Linked DNA regions of Homo sapiens: region 1 is linked to region 2. The links are chromatin contacts, found by Hi-C or POLR2A ChIA-PET in ENCODE. All regions are on one chromosome and are shown on one strand. The core of a region is the stretch at or near the end of the contact, and the rest is flanking DNA. Distances in the headings are between cores, read along the strand shown. Region 1 holds the start of RPN2 (ribophorin II). Region 2 holds the start of NORAD (non-coding RNA activated by DNA damage).

What was found. A loop is a pair of places that touch in the nucleus more often than their neighbours do. ChIA-PET counts read pairs that join two places held with the same protein, here RNA polymerase II (POLR2A). Pooled maps may share reads with other maps.
Region 1: a map of naive thymus-derived CD4-positive, alpha-beta T cell shows a loop between it and region 2 (11-fold over the local background). The contact joins the promoter of RPN2 here to the promoter of NORAD in region 2. A Hi-C loop is called at or near these places in 1 of 168 maps with a recorded cell type or tissue (naive thymus-derived CD4-positive, alpha-beta T cell), 1 of 37 single-sample maps with no recorded cell type and 9 of 50 pooled maps. POLR2A ChIA-PET finds 5 or more read pairs at or near these places in 1 of 52 experiments (activated B cell).

What each region holds. Positions count from the first base shown.
Region 1 is chr20:37,177,213-37,182,149 of GRCh38, reverse strand. It overlaps RPN2 (ribophorin II), which reads right to left and starts at 2,820. Exons shown (of 17, transcript NM_002951.5): 1 at 2,781-2,820. The coding sequence starts at 2,793. It overlaps MROH8 (maestro heat like repeat family member 8), which reads left to right and starts at 2,602. Exons shown (of 25, transcript NM_152503.8): 1 at 2,602-2,761; 2 at 2,763-2,927. The coding sequence starts at 2,670. RefSeq lists a silencer at 2,545-2,594 and enhancers at 2,145-2,702, 2,715-2,764, 3,115-3,194, 2,703-3,262.
Region 2 is chr20:36,048,252-36,053,843 of GRCh38, reverse strand. It overlaps NORAD (non-coding RNA activated by DNA damage), which reads left to right and starts at 2,884. Exons shown (of 1, transcript NR_027451.1): 1 at 2,884-5,592. RefSeq lists a silencer at 2,939-3,148 and enhancers at 2,636-3,207, 2,688-3,887.

The DNA of each region.
Region 1 (4,937 bases), core at 1,571-4,070, 1.1 Mb before region 2:
TGCACTCCAGCCTGGGTGACAGAGTGAGACTCCATCTCAAAAAAATAAAAATAAATAAATAAAATTAAATTAAAAAAAGAAAAAATCTATCACGTGGTGTATTCATCAAATGTATACTGAGCTACTATGTGCCACACACTACTTTAGGTGTTAAAAATACAGCAGGAAACAAAAGAAACAAAACTCCCACCCTCAAAGAGCTTCTATTCTAGTGACAAAAGACATCACATGAAATAACATTATTTATCACATTACAAAGTAAGTGCTATGGAAAAAAATAAAGTACAGAAGAGATATTTGGGAAGGGCTGCATTTTAAATACGGTAGTCTATGAAGGACTAAGAAATAAACATATTGAGTACAGATCTGAAGAAGAAGCAAGTCATAAAGATATCTGGTGGGAAACTATGCTAAGAAGAAAAACCCAATATGGCCAGGCGCAGTGGCTCACACCTCTAACCCCAGCACTTTGGGAGGCCAAGGCAGGGGGATCACCTGAGGTCGGGAGTTCAAGACAAACCTGGCCAACATGGTGAAACCCCATGTCTACTAAAAATACAAAACATGAGCCGCACATGGTGACTTGGCCTGTAATCCCAGCTACTAGGGAGGCTGAAGCACGAGAATCACTTGATCTGGGAAGCAGAGTGGGCAGTGAGCTGAGATCGTGCCACTGCACTCCAGCCTGGGGCTCTGTCTCAAAAAAAAAAAAAAAAAAGAAAAGAAAAACCAAATGCAAACATTCTGAATCAGGAGTATGTACACATACAGTGTTTTTTGAGATCAGCAAGGACAGTACAGCTTGAGTGGAATAAGCAAAGGGTAAGAAGTAGATGAGGTAACAGAGGTAGCAGAGGACAAATCCAGAGGGCCTTGTATACCACCGTAGTGGAAGCCACTGGAAAGTTCTTTTTTTTTTTTTTAGACAGAGTCTCGCTCTGTTGCCAGGCTGGAGTGCAGTGGCGCGATCTCGGCTCACTGCAGCCTCCGCCTCCCGGGTTCAAGCGATTCTCCTGCCTCAGCCTCCCAAGTAGCTAGGACTACAGGCACGTGCCACCATGCCCAGCTAATTTTTGTCTTTTTAGTAGAGACGGGGTTTCACCATGTTGGCCAGGATGGTCTTGATCTCTTGACCTCGTGATCCGCCCGCCTCAGCCTCCCAAAGTGCTGGGATTACAGGCGTGAGCTACCGCACCCGGCTGGAGACCACTGGAAAGTTCTAAGCAGAGGAGTGATTTGACTTACACTCTAATGGTATTACTGTGTTGAGAATAAACAATACTGTGTGGAGAACAGACCATGCAGGTGCAAGGACAGAGCAGGGGACACCAGTTGGGAGACTACCGCCATAATCCAAGCCAGAAGATGATGGTGGCCCAAACCAGGGCAACAGCAGTGAACATGATGAGAAGTGATGAGAGTTAGTCTGGCTAGAATTCAAAGTCAAAGCCTATCAGAAACTGCTAATGGACAGAAAGACCTAAGAGAGAGCGGAGTCAAGATACTAATGCTGAATCCCCAATGCCTTGTGCACAGGCGGGTACCCAATATATGAAGATCTAGTGAATGGCTGCGACTAGCATTTTCCCACCTAGACCGTAAATTCCCCTAAAACAGCACCTGTGTCAGAATCCTAATCTTCTCACTCCATGTTAACGAGAGCAGTAACTTTTCTGACTAAAAGTTGAGCACTTAATATGTTAGGTATGCCCACGCTATGCTGTGCTTTGCACACACCAAATCATTAAATCCTCACAACATCTAAGCAAGGTGGCTATTTTCTGCATTTCACAGACCAGGAAAGTAAGGCTCAGAAGTAGTTACCTGCCCTAGGACACATCACTGAAAATCAAACTTCAGGCAATTTGAATCCAAAGTCTGCTTTTAACCACTTTACTATCCTGAACTTCTCAAATAATGAAACGGTGAGCCACTGACTCATTCATGTGTCACCCTGGGCAAGTAAGTTCCCTTCCGTGGGATTCCAACTTCTCATCTGTCAAATGGTAGTAACAAGAGTACATGCTTCCAAAGTTACGATGAGGCTACATGAAATTCCACCCTGCACAGCGTCTACTCAGTAACTTCCAATGCAGTTAACTTAGTTCTTACCTAGGGCCATGCACTGTTCTAAACTAAGCACGAAGATTATTTCACTTAATAAAGCAACTCAACGAGGCAGATAACGTGACTAATTTGACTAACTTATTTTACAGATGAGAAACTGAGGTGTAGAGGGGTTAAGTAACCTGCTTTGGGTTACACAATGAATACGTGGCCGACTGCAAGTTTGCACCTAGAGTGTCACTTGAGAACTTATGCTCCAGGCTCCCAGAGAGAAGTGAGGGTTTTCTTTGCCCCTTTCACTGAATGGGAAACTACAGCACAAAGAAGGACAATCTGCCCAAAACCTCACACGGAGTAAGGGGCAGCGCCGGGACCAGAACCTTAGGCCGCCTGGCCCAGAAGCCCGCGCGAGTGAAATGAATGAGGCCAGACCTAGGCTAAGCGCGTCCGCGGTCCCCACGGCTGAGCCTCGGGGCGACCCGTAGCTCCGCGCTGCACCCCTCCCCCAGGCACCAACCCCGCCAGGTCGCGGGCACTCCCACCAGCTCGCAGCCCTCCTTCGGACCCTCGATCCGAGAGCGCCCCAGCCAGAGCTTGTGCCCATGCCCCTGTCCCGCAGGGGAAGGGGATCCCGCCTGGCCGGCTCTCGAGCGGCGACTAGTAACCTCCCGCGGGCGACAGCCCTCTCCCCAAAGCCACGCGCAACTCCTCACCCGGCGGCGCCATTCCTCCGAGCAGGTCCCGCCGGAGTCCGAGCCGCGGGCTGACTTCCGCTCGGGAAAGTGGCTCCAAGAGCCCGCCACAGGGGACGCCAGGGACTCGCGGCAGGCTCTGCGGGCCAGGATGAGTTCTAAGCACAGGTCAGTGTCCGCGGCCCCGCTGAGCTTCGACGCTTCCAGCAGCCGCGGCCGGGATCCCAGTCCTCCCGCTCACAGGGCCTTGCAGTTCCCGAGGACAGACCCGCCTCTCCCCCGCGCCCAGGCCCACTTGGAACCGACCGTCTCGCAACGCTCCTATTCCGGGAGCTACCGGGACGCGGTTGGGCCAGGCCTCGGGGTGGGCCCGAGACGGGGCCGCTTCTGATTGGCCTGTCTGCTGTCACTCACTCGTCTTTCTGCTGCCCGGCCCATTTTAAAGGAACAGGAAGGGTCTCGTCGGGAGGGGATAGCTTAGAAGGGATTTTTTTTTCCTCTTTAGAAAATTGTGGCAGTTTCTGGCCGGGCGCAGTGGCTCACGCCTGTAATCCCAGAACTTTGGGAGGCCGAGGCGGGCGGATTACCTGAGGTGAGGAGTTCGAGATCAGCCTGGGCAACACGGTGAAACCCCGTCTCTACTAAAAATACAAAATTAGCCGGGCGTGGTCACACATGCCTGTAATCCCAGCTACTCGGGAGCCTGAGGCAGGAGAATCGCTTGGACCTGGGAGGCGGAGGATGCGGTGAGCCAAGATCGCGCCATTGCACTCCAGCCTGGGCAACGAGTAAATCTCCGTCTCACCAAAAAAAAAAGAAAAAGAAAATTATGTCAGTTTTTTCCAAAGATTATCAGTGGGGTTGTTAATAACTGACCTACGAGTGACGTTTTATCTGATTTGCAGAGCAATGCAGTGACTCATAGAGAACATATTAGGCCAGTTTTACAGGCTCAACATGGAGGTGGCTCATCCAGGAACACCGCTCTAATAACTAGCGCCAACTACTGAATGTTTACAGTATAACCCGACACTGTGCCGAACGCTCTACAAGCATTATTTCTTTTCTTTCCTTTTTTATTGATACGGGATCTTGCTCTGTCGCCCAGGCTGGAGTGCAGTGGTGCGATCACAGCTTACTGCAGCCTCGACATCCTGGGCTCAAGCAATCTTCCCTCCCGCCTCAGCCTCCGGAGTAGCTGGGACTGCTGCCTTGCGACACCACGCCCAGCTAATCTTTAAAATTATTTTTGGTAGATACCGCGTCTCGCTTTGTTGCCCAGGCTGGTCTGGAACTCGGGCTCAAAGGATCCTTCGGCCTTAGCCTCCCAAAGTGCTGAGATTACAGGCTAATCCCATTTTAAAGAGAAGGAAACAGATTTGAACCTAGGCAGCTGACTCCAGAATCTGTGCTTTTAACTACAGTTTTATGAACATATAAAGTATGCACAATATAACTCTTATTAACGTTATTATTGTCCCAAATGTTATCCCGCATGGGAGAGAGTCAGTTCTTTCTGTGTCTGTTATGATAGCCACTAGCCTTATGTGGATATTTAAATTTGAATTTAAATGGATTAAAATTAAGTAAAATTTAAAATTCAGTCTCTCATTTGTACTAGCCACATTTCAAGTGCTCAGTAGCCACAGATAACTAGTGGATATCAGATTGGACCACTCAAAATTATAGGACATCTTCATTATTGCAGAAAGTTCCATTGGGCAGTGCTGATGTAGAATATATAAAGAATTCTCCCAGCTCAAGAATAAGACAACCAACCAGTGGTGTGCTGGAGCTGTCTCATACTATCTTGAGAGTCCATTGTTAAATTTGCAGTAATTTTGCAAATTGGTTAAATACAGCCATTTAGAAAATTATATCAATTTAGGATGAAATAAAGTATATTGAAAACAAAACTCATTATTTTCTAATTATTTCACTACATTTTACGTTTTGTGTGCTTTTGTGGTTGCTTATATCTGTTGTAACTGTGTGGTGGAAATATATGACAGTATGCCATTGAACATCTCTTCCCAAGGTAGTATTGGTAGCTTGATTTTGGCCATGATGGGAGTATTTACACCACAGACTTAGCATATGCAGCCAGGAATGGTGGCTCAGTCTGTAATCCCAGAGCTTTTGGGAGGCTGAGGTAGGAGGATCACTTGAGTCCAGGAA
Region 2 (5,592 bases), core at 1,635-4,134:
CCCACATGTTTGGCTGCTTAGGCGGTGGGAAGCTCAGAAAGGGGACCAGGAGCCTCTCCTACTCCTTGTCTTGGCTAATGTATCAACTACCAAACTACCCATTAGCGCTAGTGTTTGAAACTTGTATAATCCATGGCTCTTCCTTCCCCTCCTCCCTCTTCTCTCAGGTATTCAGCCCACTGGCTTCTTCTCTTGAAATGCTAGAAACACTCACTTCACCGGTTTTCTACTTCTGTGCAACTCTCCTGGCTCAGGGCCTTGTCATCTCATTGTGGACTAGAGCCCCTGGACTTCTCGCCACCTCTCCTGTCCACCTTCCACCAGCAAGGCCTTTCTGACTGCAGGATTTTCCTCCTGGGAATCATGTCTGAGTCTGCATCAAGAGTCTTAATCCTTTGATCTTTCTTTACATTTCCAGAATTGTATCCAAAGGAACTCAGGGCCAGTGGTGGTAGCTCATGCTTGTACTCCCAGCACTTTGGGAAGCCGAGGCAGGTGGATCACCTGAGGTCAGGAGTTTGAAACCAGCCTGGCCAACACAGTGAAATCTCATCTATACTAAAAATACAAAAATTAGCTGGGCATGGTGGCACACGTTTGTAGTCCCAGCTACTTGGGAGGCTGAAGCAGGAGAATCATTTGAACTCAGGAGTTGGAGGTTGCAGTGGGCCGAGATGGCACCACTGCACTCCAGCCTGGATGACAGAGCGAGACCCTGTCTCAAACATAAATAAATAAATAAATAATTTTAAAAATAATAAAAATGCAGGCCAGGTGCGGTGGCTCACACCTGTAATCCCAGCACTTTGGGAGGCGAAGGTGGGTGGATCACCTGAGGTCACAAGTTCGAGACCAGCCTGACCAACAGGGTAAAACCCCGTCTCTACTAAAAATACAAAAAATTAGCCTGGCCTGGTGGCGAGTGCCTGTAATCCCAGCTACTTGGGAGGCTGAGGCAGGAGAATCACTTGAACCCAGGAGGTGGAGGTTGCAGTGAGTCAAGATCGCACCATTTCACTACAGCCTGGGCAACAGAGCAAGACTCTGCCTCAAAAAAAAAAAATAAAAATACAAATACAAACAAAGGAACTCAGAGGCTGGGGGCGGTGGCTCACGCCTGTAATCCCAGCACTTTGGGAGGCCAAGGCAGGTGGATCACGAGGTCAGAAGTTCGAGACCAGCCTGGCCAACATGGTGAAACCCCCGTCTCTACTCAAAAATACAAAAATTAGCTGGGCGCGGTGGCGGGCGCCTATAATCCCAGCTACTCGTGAGGCTGAGGTAGGAGAATCACTTCAACCTGGGAGGTGGAGGTTGTAGTGAGCCAAGATCGCGCCACTGCACTCTAGACTAGGTGACAGCGCAAGACTCCATCTAAAACAAAAAACAAAAAAACCCAAAGGAATTCAGAAGTCTACACAAAATGTGAAAATTCACGAGGAAGTTCATCACAGCATTAATTCTAAAAGCTGGAAGTGTCATTTCCAACCTTATCTTAATTGACACATCAGCAGCATTTGACACTGTTGATAAATTCCCCTTGAAACACTTTCCTCATTTACTTCCAGGACACCACACTCTCCTGGTTGTTCTCCTACCACCCTGGTCGCTTCTCAGTCTCCTTTGCTGGTTCCTTCTCATTCCCTGACCTGTAAACGTTACCCAGGGATCAGACCTCAGACCTTGTCCCTCTCTTGGTTCTCTCATGCAGCCTCAAGGTTTTAAAGACATCTATATGCTGACGACTCCCAAAGATTCATCTCCAGTTCAAACCTTTCCCTGAATGCCAGACTCATAAATCCATCTGTCTGCTTGACATTTCCACTTGAATGTCAAACAGACATCTCAAACTTAACATGCCTAAAACTCAGCTCCTGGTGTTCTCCCCAAAGCTTGCTCCTCCCATGGTTTCTTCCATCTCACTTAAGGCGGCTGCCTTTTCATTTGCTCAGGCCAAAAAGTGTGGAGTCATCTTTCAGTTCTCGCTCTCCCACTTCACATCTGGTCCGTCAGCAAATCTTATAGACTTGAGCTTATGTCAACCCCTGAATTCAACCACTTTTTGCCCCCTTTGCTGTCGTCGCCCTGGCATAAGTCCCTATCATAGCTCACCTGCTTGATTGCAACAGTCAGTTATCAGGTCTCCCTGCTTCTGCCCCTGCCTCCACTTCAGCTCTCCCGCACTGCAGTTCAACTCCCTCCCATGGTCCCATTTCTCTCCTCTCTTCCCCAGCCTCTTTGCTGTTCCTGGAACAGGCCTGGCCCACATGCTTCGGCTTTGTGGCCTGTGCATAAGCTGTTCCCCTACAGACATCTCCAAGCATGGCTCATCCCCTCGCCTCCTTCGGGTCTCTGCTCCAGAGTCACCTGGCCGTACTATAAAGCATTCCGCACCTGCACTTCATATTCCTCTTTCCTTTTTATGTTTCCAAAGCACTTTCGCTATCTACCCTTTTATGCATTTTAAGGATCTTGTTTATTGTTGTTTCCCTTACTAGAATGTAAATTTTAGGAGAGCAGAAATTTTCCTGTGTTTTTTTCTTTACTGCTGCACTCCCCCGTGCTTAGAGGCACATAGGTGCTCGGTAAACAGGTGGTAAATGAGTCAATAAATGAAATATTGGAGTCTTCTTATCCAGCACCGGAGGAGTAAGGAGATAGAGAAGCAACGTTTGCTCAGGGAATTCTGAGGCCAGTAGCAATTTCCGTTGCGAAGAGCAAGCGGGGTGGAGGGGGCCCTAACCCCACGTGACCACACCCCATTCCCCATTCCCCACCCCCACGCCGGAACATTGCAGACCCGGAACCACGGCTCGCGGGCCCCCAGCGCAAGGGCACTTCCGGTACCGCTCCTCTCTTGCCAGCGCAGAGAACTGCCAAGTCAGTTCCGGTCCGGCAGAGATCGCGGAGAGACGCAGAACGCAGCCCGCTCCTCCAGGGCCCTCCAGGCCCTCCGGCCCCGGGCCGGCGGGTGAACTGGGGGGCCCCGGGACAGGCCGAGCCCTCTGCCCTGCAGATAACGGAGGCCTCTGCTGTGGCTGCCCACTGGCTGTGCCCGCCCACTGGCTGTGCCCAGACCTTGAAGCCGCAGCGAACCTCTCTTTCCCACCCCACCTCGGTGACTAATGGCGGCCGTGGCGTCTCCCAGCCCGGACCCCGCCGGCACCCGGGTCTCCCGACCCAAGCCTCGACGAAACCCCCGCAGAGCCGCCGGGACGCAGCGCCTTTGGGCGGCGCTGGGCGTGGTGGGCCGGGAAGTATGGCGGCAGCTCGAACGCCGCGCGGCGGAGGCCATTAAGGCGTGGACGGCCCGGGAAGGCGGCCTAGGGACGCAAGCAGGCTCGGCCGCCTCTTTAGGCCACGGAGCCGCGCAGATCCGGTTCCCGGGTGACCACTCTGTCGCCATTGGGCGAGACCTACCTAGTCCTGACGACAACGGACAAAGGCCTTAAGGGGCCTGGAAGGTGAGCGAAGTCCCGAACGACGACGGGTGGAACGGTTAGCGGCCATCGGGCGGTTGGTCTTCATTCTACCAGACTTTGCTGTCGGAAGAGAGAAATGGTAGAATGACAGGCCACGTTTGGCCCGTTGGAAATGCCCACCACCCTCTGGGAAGATTTACTGGCCGTTTATGGAAGGCCTGTGTATATAATATGAAAAAGCTGCTCTCAACTCCACCCCAACCTTTTAATAGAAAACATTTGTCACATCTAGCCCTTCTAGATGGAAAGAGGTTGCCGACGTATGATAAAATAGAGTTAGAAAGTTACACATCTTGTAAATTCTCATTTGTTTAAAAGAAATCATAGAAAATACATGTCTTCTGGAGATGACTTTTGGAAATGGAGTTGTTAAGACGGCCTCTGGAAGCGATACGTCCACGTTTGTTAAGTGGGTTAGATGACATGGAGCTGGAAGACCTGAGAAGGAAGAGAAGAAGGTTCTATGCTAGACTGGTCATATTTAGAAGACATTTTCATATTCTATCCATTGTTTTGTGTGCATTTTATTCCTCACTACTGTGTATATAGTTGACAATGCTAAGCTTTTTTGAAATGTCTCTTCTTTTTAGATGTTCTGAAGTGCCTGATATGTTAAAATTAGAGGTAGCAAAATCACATTTTGTAAATACCTTTTTGTTACAATTCATAGGAAATATTTTTGGGGGGGAATGGCCAAATCACCTGTTGAGTAATACTCATTGTGTTTGTGCAGTGGTTCAGGGGAGGAGAGAGGAGGGGGAGGTGCAGAGAGCTCTATGCCATCCTGTTTACAGCGAGGCAAGATGAATCATTATGTCTGTGCATTTTGTTTTACTTATCTGTGTATATAGTGTACATAAAGGACAGACGAGTCCTAATTGACAACATCTAGTCTTTCTGGATGTTAAAGAGGTTGCCAGTGTATGACAAAAGTAGAGTTAGTAAACTAATATATTTTGTACATTTTGTTTTACAAGTCCTAGGAAAGATTGTCTTCTGAAAATTTGATGTCTTCTGGGTTGATGGAGATGGGAAGGGTTCTAGGCCAGAATGTTCACATTTGGAAGACTCTTTCAAATTATAACTGTTGTTACATGTTTGCAGTTTATTCAAGACTGCTGTATACATAGTAGACAAATTAACTCCTTACTTGAAACATCTAGTCTATCTAGATGTTTAGAAGTGCCCGATGTATGTTAAATGTATAGGTAGTAAAATACCACTTTGTAAATATCTTTTTGCTAAAATTCATAGGAAATGCTTTTGGAAATTGAATTGTGAAGCCACCTTTGTGAACAGTATAGTAATGTCTATACTTGTTCAATAGTTTAGAGGAGGTAGGAGGGAAGAAATTGCAAAAGGTAATATTACTAGTGTGTTCATACTTGGACATTTTCAGACACCATTTTTCTATATGTTTTGTGCATTTTGTTTTGCTCTGTATATAGTATATATAATGGACAAATAGTCCTAATTTTTCAACATCTAGTCTCTAGATGTTAAAGAGGTTGCCAGTGTATGACAAAGGAGTAAAATTAGCATATTTTGTACACTTTGTGTTGAAATTCGTAGGAAAACTTGTCTTCTGTAAAGACTTTTGCATAGGAATTTGTTTGACCATCTCTAAGCATTACACGTGCCTGTACTTGTCCACTGGATTGAAGGCAGAGAAGGAAGGGAGGAGGGAATGATTCAAGGCCAAAATGGCCACATTTAGAAGATACCTCAGATGATAACCATTGTTATGTGTGTGCAATTTTATTTAACAGTGCTGTGTATGTGGTGGACAAGTTATATGAAATATCTAGTCTTTCTAGATATTTGGAAGTGCTTGATGTATTTAAAAGTGGTAGTAGAATAACACTTTGTAAATAGCTTTTAAAAACTGATGGGAAATGCTGTTTGGAAGTGGAATTGTTGAACCACCTGGGAGGTGGGAGGGAAGAAATTGCAAATGGTGTTTTGCCATTGTTTATTAGAAAATTTCAGCTTAATCCATTGTGTATATGTTACATGCATTTCATTTAACTTTGCTATACTGTATATATTGTATATATAACGGACAAATTAGTCCCGATTTTATAATATCTAGTCTCTAGATATTAAAGAG